Regions from separate parts of the Homo sapiens genome. Here region 2 is linked to region 1. Evidence: chromatin loops called from intact Hi-C (ENCODE). Cell type or tissue: natural killer cell. All regions are shown on one strand. Links, peaks and the distances in the headings refer to the core of each region. The heading gives the core; the rest is flanking DNA.

Region 1 (2,919 bases), core at 180-2,679:
TCCCTCTAATAATGTATATTTAGTGTTTACTTTGTATCGGGCACTGGGCTAAACCCATTTTGTGTATTTTCTTATTTAATCCTCCTCTCAACAGCCCTATTTATATGGTTTGCTTCTGTCCTCACCCAAATCCCATCTTGAACTGTAGCTCCCATAATTCCCACATGTTGTGGGAGGGACTCAGTGGGAGGTAATTGAATAATGGGGCGGGTCTTTCCCATGCTGTTCTCCTGATAGTGAATAAGTCTCACAAGATCTGATGGTTTTATAAAGGAGAGTTTCCCTATACAAGCTCTCTTGTCTGCCACCAAGTATGACATGACTTTGCTCCTCATTCACCTTCAGCCATGATTGTGAGGCCTCCCTGGCCATGTGGAACTGTGAGTCAATTAAACCTCCTTCCTTTATAAATTACCTAGTCCCAGGTATGTCTTTATTAGCAGCGTGAGAACAAACTAATACAGTCAGTTGGTACAGGGTAGTAGGGCCCTGCCATAAAGATACCTGAAAATATGGAAGCGACTTTAGAACTGGGTAACAGGCAGAGGTTGGAACAGTTTGGAGGGCTCAGAAGAAGATAGAAAAATATGGGAAAGTTTGGAACTTCTTAGAGATTTGGAGGGCTCAGAAGACAGGAAGATGTGAAAGTTCAGAACTTCCTAGAGACTTGTTGAGTGGCTTTGACCAAAATGCTGATAGTGAAATGGACTATAAAATAAAGTCCAGGCTGAGGTGGTCTCTGATGGAGATGCGGAACTTGTTGGAAACTGGAGTAAAGTTCACTCTTGCTATGCAGAGAGACTGGTCATATTTTATGCCTGCCTTAGAGAACTGTGGCACTTTAAACTTGAGAGAGGTGATTTAGGCTTATCTGGCAGAAGAAATTTCTAAGCAGCAAAGCATTCAAGAGGTGACAAAGCATAAAAGTATGGAACATTTGCAGCCTGATGATGCAGTAGAAAAGAAAAACCCATTTTCTGGGGAGATATTCAAGCTGGCTGCAGAAATTTGCATAAGTAAAAAGGAGCAAAGTGTTAATTGCCAAGACATGGGAAAATCTCTCCAGGACATGACAGAGACCTTCATGGCAGCCACACCCATCACAGACCCAGAGGCCTAGGAGGGAAAAGTGGTTTCATGGTCTGGGCCCAGAGCCCCCCTGCTGTATGCAGCCTCAGGACTTGGTGCCCTGTGTAACCAAGGTACAGTTCAGGCCATGGCTTCAGAGGGTGCAAGCCCCAAGCCTTGGCAGCTTCCACACGGTATTGGGCCTGCAGATGCACAGAAGTCAAGAATTGAGGTTTGGGAACCTCCACCTAGATTTCAGAGGAAGTATGAAAATGCCTGGATATCCAGGCAGAAGTTCACTACAGAAGTGTAGCCCTCATGGAGAACATCTGCTGGGTAGTGCAGAAGGGAAATGTGGGGTTAGAACCCCCACACAGAGTTCCCACTGGGGCACTGCCTTGTGGAGCTGAGAAGACAGCCACCTTCCTCCAGACCTCAGAATGGTAGATTGACCAACAGCTTGCATCGTATGCGTGGAAAAGCTACAGACACTCAACACCACCTTTTGAAAGCAGCCAGGAGAGAGGCTGTACCCTGCAAAGCTACAGAGGCAGAGCTGCCCAAGACCACTGGAACTCACCTCTTGCATCAGTGTGAACTGGATGTGAGACAAGGAGTCAAAGGAGATCATTTTGGAGCATTAAGATTTGACTGCCTCGCAGGATTTTGGACTTGCATGGGGCCTGTAGCTGCTTCATTTTGGCCAATTTCTCCCATTTAGAATGAGTATATTTACCCAATGCCTGTACCTCCATTGTAGCTAGGAAGTAATTAACTTGCTTTTGATTTTACAGGCTCATAGGCAGAAGGGACTTGCCTTTTCTCAGATGAGACTTTGGACTGTCGACTTTTGAGTTAATGCTGAAATGAGTTAAGACTTTGGGGGACTGTTGGGAGGCATGATTTGTTTTAAAATGGGAGGACATGAGATTTGGGAAGGGCCAGGGGCAGAATGATACGGTTTGACTGTGTCCCTACCACATCTTGAATTGTAGCTCCTATAATTCCCACATATTGTGGGAGGGACCCAGTGGGAGGTAATTAAATCATGGATGTGGGTCTTTCCTATGCTGTTCTTGTGATAGTGACTGTGTCTCACAAGATCTGATAGTTTTATGAAGGGGAGTTCCCCTGCACCTGCTCTCTTGTCTGCTGCAATAGATAAGACATGACTTTCCTCCTTATTTGCCTTCAGCCATTATTGTGAGGCCTCCCCAGCTATGTGGAACTGTGAGTCAATTAAATCTCTTTCCTTTATAAATTATTCAGTATCAGGTATGTCTTTATTAGCAGCATGAGAACAGACTAGTACACCTACTGAGTACAATTTAAATCCATTTTATACTTGAGGAACTGAGACTCAGAGAGATTGGTAATGTGGCCAAGGTCATAGTGCTAAGAAGTGGTGAAGCTATTGTATTCTAAGGACTTTCTTAAATGATAGGAAACAAACCATCCTGATGTGCAGAGGCAGACAGTTAACACCAGAACCCCCAGAATCATTTTTTCTCTGACACATGAATGTAGACGGAAGTGCAGAAGGCAAGGAGGTAGAATGAAAAAGAAAATCGAACTCTAGGATTAACGCTCAATGACTCAGAAACTCTCAACAATCTTATGAAAAGCATTTGTAGTCAAAACTATGCCTTCACTTACATATTATATCATATCTGTAATTGATTGAATAGTTTTAACTTTATAGGTAGGAAAACAAGTTAGCAGTATATTTTGTAGTAGATGATTCTGTTTGTCTCTAAATTTTTTTTTTTTTTTTGAGACATTGTCTCACTCTTTTGCACAGGCTGGAGTGCAGTGGCACGATCATGGCTCACTGGAGCCTCAACCACCAGG
Region 2 (2,919 bases), core at 271-2,770, 120 kb after region 1:
GAAAAGTTTGCTGAATGAATATAAATAGTACCATGACTTAATGTGATAGAATGCTGAAGATCAGAATTGTCAACTAATCTGATCTTCAATGTTTAGTTCCCAGTTGAGGATGGATTCACCAGTCAGAAAAGCCATTCGATTCTGTGTTACCTAATATTATAATATTCAAGATATTATGAATGTGTATATCTAGAAACCTGCAGTTGATAAACACTGTACAAAAGTGAAGCACATCGAATCATGATACTGCCATTACATTTCAGTGACTCTTATATCAACGAGCCATGGGACAATCTCTCAGGGAAAACATTCATGATTTTAAGAGTGAAATACACCCCTTCCCTTAAGCAAACAAAAGAGAAATTTTTCTCTCCATTGTGGTTTTGAGAAATAAAATGTTACAATATTCTTTTTGGTTTCAGTTTTGTTTTGGCACATTGCCGTTTCTGTTACCATTATGGTTGCTGATTTTATATTTAAAAGTGCTTTACATATACCCATTAGTCTTCACTGCAGCTTTCCAAGTTTAGGAAATATCCAGTTTCTTATACCTAGTTAACAAATACATAAACTAAATCACATATTTAGATTCTTTTTTAACCCACTATATAGCAAGTATGGTCTATAGCTGAGAATAAAGTCTGTGACTGTGTAAGTCAAGATAACCGGCTGTGGGCCAGGTGCGGTGGCTCACTCCTGTAATCACACCACTTTGGGAGGCCGAGGCAAGCGGATTACCTCAGGTCAGGAGTTTGAGACCAGCCTGGCCAACATGGCAAAACCCTGTCTCTACTAAAAATACAAAAATTATCTTGGCATGGTGGTGCATCCCTGTAATCCCAGCTGCTAGGGAGGCTGAGGCAGGAGAATCCCTTGAACCAGGGAGATGGAGGTTGCAGGAGAATCGCTTGAACCTGGTGGAGGTTGCAGTGAGCCAAGATCGTGCCGCTGCACTCCAGCCTAGGCAACAGAGCCAGAGTCCATCTCAAAATAACAAATAAATAACAACAACAACAAAAACAGACAATAGGCTGTGATCATTGTCTCCAGGAAAGGTGTGGCGAATAATGGTCAATTAGACCTCACAAGATAAATACATAAAGGTATAACCAACAGAATTGTGCTACAAGCTCTATTCTGATTGGAGAAATTTTGTGTCTCTAAATTATTCTCACATGATTTTTAACACAGATAAAAGTGAAAATAAAGCCCCAAGAAACCCATGCTCTCCTTTGCTTGAAAATCCTCCCACTGGCAAGATAGTGAGTTTACTCATGGTTTGTTTGTCACTGCATAACCTGTAACTCCACCCCTATGTAAGCTCTTCCACCTTTACATATTAGAATTTCAACAGCTATAATCAGTCTGTCCAGTTCAGATATTTATTTGCAGCAATAGGTGACTTCGTTGTGAAGACAACAAAAGTGTCCTTTTAAAGCATGAGAACTACACATGTACTACACTGTATGGTTATGAATAATTACTTTCCCTTTACTCTGAAAGAGATTCTGATCATTTCAGTGTTCCTCGCCACCAAGGAAGTGGTGAAACTCTTAGCTAGATGTGGTTAAGGGGTTACTCTTGAATCTGAGTTCTCTTTTCCTCTGGGTTTTGCTGAACTCTTTCTTCTGTCTGGGCTTTTATGACTATTGGTGGGTTTTCTCAGTCATTCAAGCTGCAGTTGCTCAAAGTGCCCTTGAAGCAGGGATTTTCTATTAATAGTATTTTTAAAGATGTTTGCTTCTTCTCAACTTCCTCAGAAAATTCAGTCCCTAGTTACATAAGAGGCTGGAAATGCCTGCCCTCTCTATTTGTTGCCTTAAATTTTCTTTGAGCACTGTTCCTTCTGTTTTCTCCTTGTGCAAAATAGAAGTGGTTGCTTGTACCAGAAGAAAACTGAAATTCTACAAATATACATCAGGATCGCATTCTGTCCCACTATTATTTTCAGGAAGAACTATATTATGATACTTTTTCTGTAACAATATTAAATGCACATGGACTAGCCATAAGAGAACTCATCAGCATCCCAGATTAGATTTTATATGCCTAAGTCTTTCATTTGAGATAGTGTCAATGTTGATTGAGTGGTTTCTGCTGTACTGAGCATCTACCTACCTTTAGTTTCACTGAGGCACCTAAGAAACGGTCAAGCCCTTAGTTCTTCCCATTCCTTCACATATTTTCCTCTGTTCCTGGCTCTTAGTGTTTTATCTGTTTTCAATTTCAGTTACAGTGAGTATACACTGTCCTCCTGAGCTCTTTTCCCAGAGACTCTCCGCTGCTATTCCAAAGGGCCTAAACTTCTATTCTGTCTGTCAAAGATGGTTAATACATGAGTATTAACGTCCAGTTTTTTTATATAGTAATTGAAAGTTTGCCTGCTGTGTACAAGACTGCCCTGCTGGCCAGGAACCCGACTGGACATAGCATTTGCCAGCCACCTGCTGGGAACAACAGTGCAGCGAGACAGACAGTGAACTCTGTTACCCAACAGGCATTTGCCAGGGCCTGATTTCTGCGATTCAGCGATGTACCTTTCAAAGGCTCTTCATCCAACTGCAAATCTTCCCTTCACTCATCTACTTGTTTGGATTCAGAAGATAGCACTTGCCACAAAGAGACACATTCCCTAATAACGTTTTATTCTTTTCTCTCGACCAACCTCTCTTTAATTCCCTGCATGTGGTAAGCTTCCTCAAAGTCTTCTGACTATCCACCCTGAGCCCATATCCTTGCATCTTTGTTTCCCTTTTTCACCATTATCACTCCAGAGAGATTCTCTTTGTAATCTTGGTCAGCTTTACAGACTCATCCTTTGTAATGGTTTGTATTAATATCTTTTCCTTTCTATAGCATCCTGTAGGGTTTTCAAAACCTTTTGATTTTGTTTTTCCTTTGTGACTTTCTTATGGTTTC

Evidence for each region. A loop is a pair of places that touch in the nucleus more often than their neighbours do. Peaks named below come from ENCODE experiments on the same cell type or tissue, not always from the same donor. Only the 100,000 strongest peaks of a DNase experiment are listed, where the experiment ranks them.
Region 2: a loop joins it to region 1, with 10 times the contacts of the local background. A loop is called at or near these places in 3 of 110 quality-filtered maps.

Annotation. Positions count from the first base shown.
Region 1 is chr7:96,711,869-96,714,787 of GRCh38, forward strand. No RefSeq gene overlaps it. Among named protein-coding and RNA genes, the nearest start is that of SEM1, 3.5 kb to the left of the region's middle. In natural killer cell, for the core only: no CTCF peak of the experiment used is centred there; no DNase peak of the experiment used is centred there.
Region 2 is chr7:96,836,236-96,839,154 of GRCh38, forward strand. No RefSeq gene overlaps it. Among named protein-coding and RNA genes, the nearest start is that of SEM1, 130 kb to the left of the region's middle. In natural killer cell, for the core only: no CTCF peak of the experiment used is centred there; a DNase peak (open chromatin) is centred at 1,566; H3K4me3 peaks cover 490 bases.